2 separate regions of the Homo sapiens genome follow, and region 2 is linked to region 1. The links are chromatin contacts, found by Hi-C or POLR2A ChIA-PET in ENCODE. All regions are on one chromosome and are shown on one strand. The core of a region is the stretch at or near the end of the contact, and the rest is flanking DNA. Distances in the headings are between cores, read along the strand shown. Region 1 holds the start of TMEM255A (transmembrane protein 255A). Region 2 holds the start of ATP1B4 (ATPase Na+/K+ transporting family member beta 4).

Region 1 (4,807 bases), core at 1,267-3,766:
TTGTGTCTTGACAATAAAGGGAGTCCCCTCAGAAATGCTGCCCTTGGAGGCTGAAACACTAACCTACCTACCCACTGTCCTCTTCCCCCCACGCAAGGGAAGGTGGTGTTGCCAGAGCTAAGTGGGAGTAGCTCCTAAGTAGCCTAGACGCTGATTCAGGCCCGGACTGTGCGGGACCAGGGCCAGGGAACTCCGGGGAGACTCCCCTGTCCAAACTGTGGAAACCCAGCGTTAGCACTGGACTCAGGAATTTGCCAGTGCCGTCGGTCTGCGGACTTCAAAAAGTGGAATGCGTGGCGCCGGCTCCGCTTCTATCTGGGATTTATGATTCCTTTCCCGCAGTGTGGAGACTGGGCTGGGCGAAGCCCACTCAGCTGTTTGTTGCGCAGACCTTTCGAGAAACACAAGATCGCTGAGGGCCCCTGGGAGCCCAAGAAAGAAAGCTCTTCATCTTGTTCCCCAACCCACAGAGCAGTGCGCCAAGTAGCGACTCTTTAAGCCCTGGGCCACCAACCAGCCCACTCCCCGAAGGCAGACGGGCCCGGGGCGCTGTGGCTTGATTTGCAGGTGGTTAGGTGGTTGTCGTCCGCAGCGGGAATGGACGCTGCGGAACCCCAGCACTCTTCCACTCTGCCCTCCCTCGCGAAGCGCAACAGCTTGGCGTCGGGGAGCCAGGGCTGCGTTGTTGGCGCCACAGCTGGCCAAGGTAAGCAGTGCATTCCCACCTCTCTGTCTCTCTCTCTCTCGCTCTCGCTGTCGCTCTCTCTCGCTCTCGCGCTCTCTCTCTCTCCCTCTCCCTCTGTATGTGTGTGCGCGTGGTGTGTGTGTTGGAGAAAGAGTGCGCGCGCGCGAGCTGGGAGTAAGGGGGAGTCTGGTACTGCTGGGCTCGGGATTCGGACCAAGTCCTTGGCCTCATTTGTACCCCGTTGTAAATAACTACGCCCTTAAAAATGAAAAAGCAAATTCTTATACTGAATATGCAAAACCATTGAGGATACGGATCTTTCCACCATCCAGGAGATAACACTTTCTGGGGCCCCTCCGGTGAACGAGTTTTGTTGACACTGAGTCTTCTGCGGGCAGTAGGGAGATTATATAGGGGGTTCGATCTTCTCCCTGCCCCCTCCACTCGAGATGTTCCCGCAAATTCATCGGAGAAGACCTGAGCAGACTGATGGCAGGAACTGCGGGACAGAGGGATTTTGCAGAATGTAAAGTATGTTGGAAAGAGAGAATTCGATTTGATTGAAGTGTATCCGAGGCGAATTTTAAAAGATTAGGTGGGATCATGATTTTACAATCCCCTCCCGCTCTCCAGGGCTCCAAATTAATTTCTCCGCCCAGTGAAATCACAGGGCTTGGGAAGGTGCCTAACAGCTGAGGGGGACTGGGTTTGTTTTTTTTTGTAACTACCAAAAAGCAGCTTCGAGGGGCAGCCAAGTTGGTGCCCGAAGGTAGCTGTCCCCCAGTTTCTATAAGGAAAGGAGTCGAAGGGTGCCCCTCCCCCTCCATTCCGCCCTGCGAGGAAAAGCGCGACTTCAGAAGATGCGCGGGCTCGCGCTGGATGTTTCTTTCTCGCGCTCTCACTCCTGCCCCTGACTCCCTTTTCACACTCATGCACATTCCGTGCATTTGGAGCAGAGTAACAATCAAATTCAAAGAATGTTGATCCCGCCGCTGCAGAGGGCAGGGCTGGGCTGTCTTGAGTGATTCCTCAGGAATTCCCCTCCCCTCATCCCCCCCTTTCTTCTCACCCCCGCCCATCCCCCAGAGTTGCGCAACCCGCCCCCCCCCCCCAATCAGCGAGGTGCAAGTCAGGCCCCCACCCAACTGCATCTCTAAATTTCAGGGCAGCTTCAAGAGAGTTGGGAGGGGGCGAGGACCCTGCTTCTAATTGTCGTTAGTCGTGAGCTCTTAGAAGTGACCAGGACTTTGCAAAGAGGGAGTGTCGAATGGAAAGCGAAGGCGCAGGTTGCAGGGAAGTGTTTTGATCCTCAGATTGCTGGGATTTACCACCGACTGCAAGTCTGTAGACACACGCACACAAACAGGCACACACCCGCACTCCGGGGCAGAGATACTCCGACGCAAGCTTGGCGCTCCGATCTCCGCACGTCGCTCCCGCTGCAGCCAGGCCGCTCCCCTGGGACTCTGGTCCACCACCCAGACGCTGGGGCGCGAAGACCACCCCATCCATGCCCCGTTTCCCGCTCTCCGGCTTTTGGGGCAGCTGGGGCGTTCACAGTCCAGAGGCCAGGGCACTCAACCCCTGCTGCCGCCGCCCGAAGGAAGGGCCGCTAGACTTACCCATGGAATCGGGCAGGGACATGTCGCTGGACCGCTGCTGAGTCAGGGACTGATGCATGGTGAAAACTGCCCGGTTGCCCCAGTCCCCGAAGCTGCTTCAAGCGCCCCCGGCTCTGGGCGCCCCGCAGAGCATCCTACTCCGCGGTTGCCTCTCTCGGTCCTTCCGAGAGCTGAGAGACACTGCCTCTGGTTGCGAGCTGCAGCCCAAGTGCCGCCTCCCCCTCCCTTCCACTCTTCTCCCTCCCTCCTCTTCTGCCTCCCTCTGCTCTGGGAGGCAGCAGCATTGGCGGTCCGTGCAGCCGCGTGCGCTTGCGCAAGACCCCCCCCCTCCTCCCTCCCCCTCAGTCTCCCCATCCTAGTTATCCACCTCCCAGCCTTCCAAGCCAGACAGGGAGCAGTTTTAGCCCCTTGGGGCCAGGGCTGCGCAGAGAAAGAGGGGGAGGCTTCAGTATGAAGCCAACCAACCTTCTCTATAGTTGGACAGGGTCTTGGGTAATTATCCTGTTCTAGGATTTATAACTGGGGAGGGGGTCAGAGTCAGAGGTTCAGAGCTGAGGAACACACACACACACACACACACACACACACACACTTGAGCAGGTCTGGTCTTAGTGCTTCCAGAATGACATAATGGAGCTGGAGATGATCCAGAGAAGGGCCACTCTATAATCAAAGGGATGGTGTGTGTGGGGCGGGGGGAGGGTGGTGGCTGACATATGAAGATAGATTAAACAAACGCAGACTCTTTAGTCTAGAACGATGAAGGCTGGGAAGTGATGTGACCAGAGTGTATAAAATTATGCAGAGACGGAGAGAAGGAGCACAGCCTTATTCACCAGACCTGAGAATTCTAGAACCAACAGCCCCCAATCTTTAGCTAGAAAATTCAGCTAAAGTATAACTCTGCACCAGAACCCCAGTTTGTACTGTTCAAGTGCTTTTATAACAAGGATCTCATTTTATCATCATAGCAGCCATGCAAGGGAGGAAGAGGAGTTATCAATAACCCCATTATGCAGAGGAGGAAACTGAATCTCAGAGAAGGGAAGAAAATATCCTGTGCCCACTCAGCTAGTAAGTGGCAGAAGTGAGAGCTAGAACCTAGATCTGTTGGACTCCAAGGTGAGTGTTCTTGCTATGGCGACTGAAAAGAACTATTATTCTCTATAGCAAATGGAAAACCTAAGGAATTCATTAGCTCCAAAAGATGCAGCAAGATGAAAATGCAAGTAGCTTTGGAAAGAGTGAAAGTAAAGTCATGGCTGACAGATCCACTGTGGATTACTAAGGGAAACTGGGGATGAGGTGGGAATGTCATTGATCTTGGAAGACAGCCAAATCCTTCTCGAACCTATCCTTTTGGACCCCATTAGGATATTGGGCTTGAAGCACCTTGTGGTTGGACCAAAAGGTGGTTTGAATGTTCTCAAAACAACTGCAGATCAGGATGAGGCCTCCTTGGAGTGCCCCCAAGACATCTATCTGGTGGCCAGGGGAGGTGGAGGGTGAGGAAGCGGGTAACAGTGGACTCCACCTCCCTCTGGGAACAGCCCTGGAAGCCTAACATAGCTAAGAGAATATACCTATTTGGAGGTGCCCATACTGTCCCATTGAGGAGCTCCCAGGCTCTGCTTGCCAGGTCTCCTTCCAACCACCTCCTTCTGATGGTTGCTGCAATCCTTTCTCCATGTTCCCCGAAAAACCCAAACCAAATCAAGTATAAAACTATTCTAAGAGTCAATGGGATGAAGAAGAGTACTTGGCTCTTTCCAGATCTGCCTTGCTAATCTACTGTAAAGCTTTGTTTTTCTTATCCAGGAAATGGGACTGAAGGCCCTTGCCCTTTCCCATCTTCTGAAGGAAGAAAATATGTTTCTTGAAGATTAAAAAGGAAGCCCTTTGTAAAGAACTTGGGCACCCCAGGGGCCACGTTGAATGCTGTGTCAGGTATTATTAGCAACCCTACACTATACATGTGGTTTAGAAATCTGTGATATATGTCCTAGATAGAGACAAGATGCCTACTATTGTAGATGTGTGTGTCTTAAGCCTGCTTAGCTTGTGTCAGGGTCTCTATAAGCTCCACAAAGGCAGAGAGAAATCCTGTATTTATACTTCTGCAATGATTGTCTTTGAGTCCTGTTTACTTATCTCTTTCTCCTCTCATTCTAAATATCTCATACTTAATGTGGAGGACTCCTGCAACCAGCACTGATTTCTCAGGAGTGCTTGCTAATTAACATATTTCGTTTCTGTGAAAGTAGCCTGAAAGAAAAGAGGTTTTTATACAGGCTCTAAAGACTATATGACACCTTCTTTAGAGATTCTTGGCTCCCCTATAGCAATCACACAGCAAGAGATCCCTAAAGAAGCCAAATAGAAACTTGTTACCATGCTGGTTTTGATGGACAGATTGAGGGCTTTTCAATTCAGAGAGAAACACACTACCCACCAAATGATGCAGAGGGCATATGTAATTTGACCTTTATAATCCCAAAGA
Region 2 (4,807 bases), core at 1,121-3,620, 51 kb after region 1:
AGCTTGGCCTGGAGCTTCCTTACCCAGTGACCTCAGAGTCCACAGGTCACTAATCTTGGAAGGGACTGGGGTTCTAGAGAGTATTCAACATTACTTGGGTGACTCCAATGGCAAACAACTCTTAAGCTCCACTGCACATTACCTCCCAGAGTCCCTGAAGACCTAACCAGTCCCTTGGTATGGAAAGTACACAACTGCTCTTTGACGGCTCTGGGACACATTGTGGCCACCCCACAACTTACACAACTGTGGAAATGGCCCACAAGAACAGATGTCATAAACTAGCCCATCTCGTGGTAAAGGCAAAGATTATCTGAAGGGTGCTACCATATCTTCCTTCCTTTGGGAACAGGGGGACCCAGCCCATAAGATTGTTTCTGTTCCCAGTTAGTTGCCATTGTCAGCCAACTCTGTGGTTTCACCACAGCAGGCACTCAGGACAAGGGGCTTATAGAAGCATTTGCTAATACCTGTGCCCAAGAAATGAGCATGTAGTTTTCTAGACTTTAATAATGTGCCCCCGAATCTGCTGTTATATTCAAAGTCTCTCCTTTCTCCCTCCCCTTGTCCCTTTGTAGCCACTGCTTCATTTGCATCCGCATTAGCCACTTGTGGCTCCATTCTGCTGCACTGTTAGGCATATTGCTTTTTTTTTTTTTTTTCAAATTTGGCAGGAATCATTTCCCTTCTAACTAGTGTTTTGAGTGTAAATTCATACAGATTTCTGTCTTCAACATCCTATGGGATTTGGTTATTTTACCCCACCCAACAGCTGACATTCCAGAACACAGCCTGGGCTATAGCTGAAATACATGGCAAATGTCTTAAGTATACATCAAACCTCCAATTACCCAGAATGCTTAGGAATGGAAGATTCTAGAGAATGGAGTATTTTGTTACCTAAGGTCATGTCACTCCTAACTCCCTTTTGTCCCCCTACTCTCAGTTTTTGAAATGTTTTAAAGTGAGTGTACTCTCTTTTCAGCCTTAGACCAGTTAGCCTAGCCATTGTTTGGTTTTAAGGCTTCCAAGGGCCTGGGGATTCTCATACTTAATGTAAGGAATCACACAAAAGACTGGCTTGGAGAAGGTGTAGAAGATAGAGATCAACATCTACTGAGACCAGAGACCAGATTATCCCCTAGAATATATTTTGCTTTTAATAAAATTCAAAGAGAAGAATAAGTTTCTCTTTTTTGTAAGTGGCCTTTTTCCCTTCAAAGAAGCATATGGGAAGAGACACTGTTAAAGAAGAGGTCTGATTAGTAACATTACAGTGAAAGGAATTCTTATTTAAAATTAACTGCAATTGAAGCCATTTTCATCAGAATAGCCTTGAATTGGAGTTATGATTAAATCTTTCTAAGCTATTGTGCTGTTTTTCTCAGTAATGAATGTGCCCAGAATGTCAGTATCTGCAACATTCTCAGCCACTTGAGTATAATGGGGTTTGATTTGTGAAGGAAGGATCACAAACTCCATCCAGGCCTTTTAGCCACCCAGGCTCCAGTAGGGTGGACCCCAAACAGACCAAAAATGCTATACAATATTCTTAACTGTTTCTTCTAATTTTTCCTTTCATTGGATCCCATGTTGGTTTCAGGAGTTACATATGTCTGGGAAACTGACACTGCAAAGTTCTGGCTTGTTCCCTGCCCTGATGCTAAGGGATAAATATAGATCTCAACCACTACAGAAATTTGGCCAGGATTTGGAGGGGTGTGTGTATGAGGGGCAGTGACTGATGGGGCCACTCTGACATGTGGGCTAGAAAAAGGCTTCCTTATGTCCAAGACCCTCTTTGGGGCAGGGAGGAATGAAGTAGGAGCCTGGCTTCTAAAATCAGAAAGAATAATCCACATTTTAAGAAGCTCATGGATTGACACAAATAAGAAATATTGTAGGTGGCTTACAGTGTGTGTGGGGGTGGGGGGAGAGAGCAAAGGGAATCTTTCCTGACATCCTAGATCCTTTTGCATGAGATCAGCCTTATGAAAAAAGCAAGTTATTCTTGGCCATCTCCCCTCACCCCCAACTCCCACCCACACCCACCCCCTGCATGCACTGATATCCAACTCTCAATTGAGAAGAACATGACTTAAGATTTCCATTGGGGCCATCATATCTCAAGCGCTGGAGAAAGACAAGGGGTGGAAAGACATATAAAGGGGGCGGGAGGGTGAGTTGCTCATCCTCGTGACCCAGAATATCTCCCCCTCCTTGTAATGATGAGCTTGCTTTTCCATAAGGGCTTTCCCTTGATTCAGGGAAGGAGCCAACCAATGACAGAGGGACATGTTAGATTATTCTGGGGAAGGGCTCATGCCAGGAGGGTTCACTTTTACCAGGCGCCAAGTGTCCCCAGCAACCAGTGTCTCCTGTACCAGCAGAAGCTCCAGAACTCTCACCCGATTGCCTGCCTCTGCTGCGTCTTTGCCCACTGAACAGCCATGAGAAGGCAACTCCGGTCCAGAAGGGCTCCATCCTTTCCTTACAGTTATCGCTACAGACTCGTGAGTGCCAGAGAGCAGAATATTTTGCTGCCCCCTCCCCTTTTATTTTAATGGGGTGGGTTGGGGGCTGTGTAGACCTTGGTTTACGGCTGCCTCTCTTTGAGACGGGCAGAAACAGCGAAGTTTAGGGGAGCCCAGGGTTTCAAAAAGGAGCAGTGACTCCCAGCACCCCCGGGCACCCTAAACTGCTGGATAAAAGGAGGAAGCCCCTCTTCCTGTGAAACAAAGATAAGGGAAGGAGAAGATAACAGAGAATAAGTGGCTTCTAAAATCTTTTCCTGGGAGTATAGAATTTTCACAGACCTTTTGGAGTATAAAAGTTTAATTCTAATAGCAAGAAATTTAGCCAAGAGGGAAGGAAGGAGGAAGAGGAAATGAAAGGCACTGCCTACCCAGCTGTCTCTTGGGTGGTAGCTTCTTAGAGTCCAGCTGCTCTCTTTCTAAAGTAGAAATTCCAAACTATAGCTAAAATCATAGAATCCCCAATAGGAGCAGGGAGGAATCCTAGACATTATCTCTCCAGAACCCCTCATTACCTAAAGGAGGCTGCTGTGGCTCAGAGTACAGGAGTGACTTGCAAGTTAGTGGAGGAGCCAAAGTGAAAATGCAATATCCTCACTGCTAATCTTGTACTCTTTCCATTGTATTTGCAGAATGCATCTTCCAAACCCCCGATCTGCCACTACCCATTGCCATCCTGACTGCCACCCCACACTGCCCAACATGTAGACACACATACATTCTTTTGTCTCATCATTTATTTCCAGGGTGTATTACAAATTATTTGATCCAAAAGTTTATTTGCATTTATTTTGCTATAAGTCATTAATGTATGCCACACGCAGTGCTTTTTGGGGAGAGGATTTTGAAATGTTCCCCAGAGAGGATTGTGATCTCAGCCCCAGGAGGAAACAAAGCCTAAGCCATTTTTCTTTGGGTATGGCCACTTATGTAACCAGGGAGTTAAGTGAAGACTGTCAACAGCCCGCAGAAGAAAACACACATTATTCTAACCTCCTATCAATCTACAGAGGGCTTCTCTTAGCTTTTTAGCCACAATTTGAAGAACCGTTTAACTTCCCCCAAAGTTTCTTCCAGCTCTCAAAACAGTTACAATCTGCAGGGGTATAAAACTATTTCTTACTTGCCTTCTTTTCTATGTAATCTTGTTAAAATGTTGTGTATAATTTCAGTTATTTGTTAAGTGGCTTGGATTTTAAATGCATCAGGGGATCTTGCTCTTTATAATACTTGACCAAATTTAAAAATAAATTAATGCAATCCTGTGCTAATTTCTCTTTTAAAATTAACCAGCCATTCAAATGTTTATGGTGTATAAACACATGCCTTGCTGTCTTCTTTGCAGAGCACAAATTTAAAATTTATCCTTTGGGTCATACTGTTTGTTTATATATTTGTTTATATGTTTATATATTTAGATTACTCAAAATGGAGCTACCCTCTGTTCTTCAGACTCTTCCCTTTCAGGGAAACCTGATGACCCCATCACACACCCACTACCATATCCCAGCACACTCACACACACTATCACATGAGGGTAGTGCCACTTTAGGAAAGTGACAAGACAGAATCTTAGGGATAAGCATTCTCATTACCAAAGGATTTTCTATTGGATTTTGTTAAATAGTTTCACAAAGATACATTTTACACAGGATTTAATTAATGAGGATCTTTTGGGGAAGGCCTCTCTTGCACAGTGTGACCATTTCCTTTACCTGGAAACAGAGGAGAGGAGAAAAGATTCGAGGTTCCTAAAGTAAAGCTCAGGAACCTCTCACAGCCTCTCGGGTGTGAGAGCTGTAGGGGCAAATTAGCCGTGAGAAGATTAATTCTTCTCAGGAGGGTAAAGCTTTAATGACAAGCCATCTGTAATGGGATTATCATGAGAGCCAATATCTACAAATAAGATCAGTCTGAGGCCTAGGCCAGCTGCCTCCTCTGTGGAAGGTTAAAGGCAGGCATAGGTAACATGGAGAGAAAAGAAAATTGTTCAGGAAATATAAAGGGAATATATATTTCTCCTCAATGAAATGTTATACTTCAAATTCACTGAGATTCTCAGGTGCAGTAGATTCTCTGGGGGCCATGATTGCTACCCACTGTGATATACATGACAGCTCAGTCAGGGTGACAAGCTCTGTGAGAGCATTCCCGCAGAGTCCTGCATCAGGAATTTTAAGTCAGGCAGGTATCACTGATATTTGGTTAGGACCCACTGGGTACTTAACTGTCAGCTTTACACTGTGGAGGGCCATCGAGAGGCTAGAAAATAT

The links. A loop is a pair of places that touch in the nucleus more often than their neighbours do. ChIA-PET counts read pairs that join two places held with the same protein, here RNA polymerase II (POLR2A). Pooled maps may share reads with other maps.
Region 2: a map of naive thymus-derived CD4-positive, alpha-beta T cell shows a loop between it and region 1 (1.8-fold over the local background). The contact joins the promoter of ATP1B4 here to the promoter of TMEM255A in region 1. A Hi-C loop is called at or near these places in 1 of 168 maps with a recorded cell type or tissue (naive thymus-derived CD4-positive, alpha-beta T cell) and 3 of 50 pooled maps. POLR2A ChIA-PET finds 5 or more read pairs at or near these places in 1 of 52 experiments (IMR-90).

What each region holds. Positions count from the first base shown.
Region 1 is chrX:120,308,945-120,313,751 of GRCh38, forward strand. TMEM255A (transmembrane protein 255A) reads right to left here and starts at 2,517. Exons shown (of 9, transcript NM_001104544.3): 1 at 2,308-2,517. The coding sequence starts at 2,365. RefSeq lists an enhancer at 484-533.
Region 2 is chrX:120,359,719-120,364,525 of GRCh38, forward strand. It overlaps ATP1B4 (ATPase Na+/K+ transporting family member beta 4), which reads left to right and starts at 2,371. Exons shown (of 8, transcript NM_001142447.3): 1 at 2,371-2,513. The coding sequence starts at 2,451.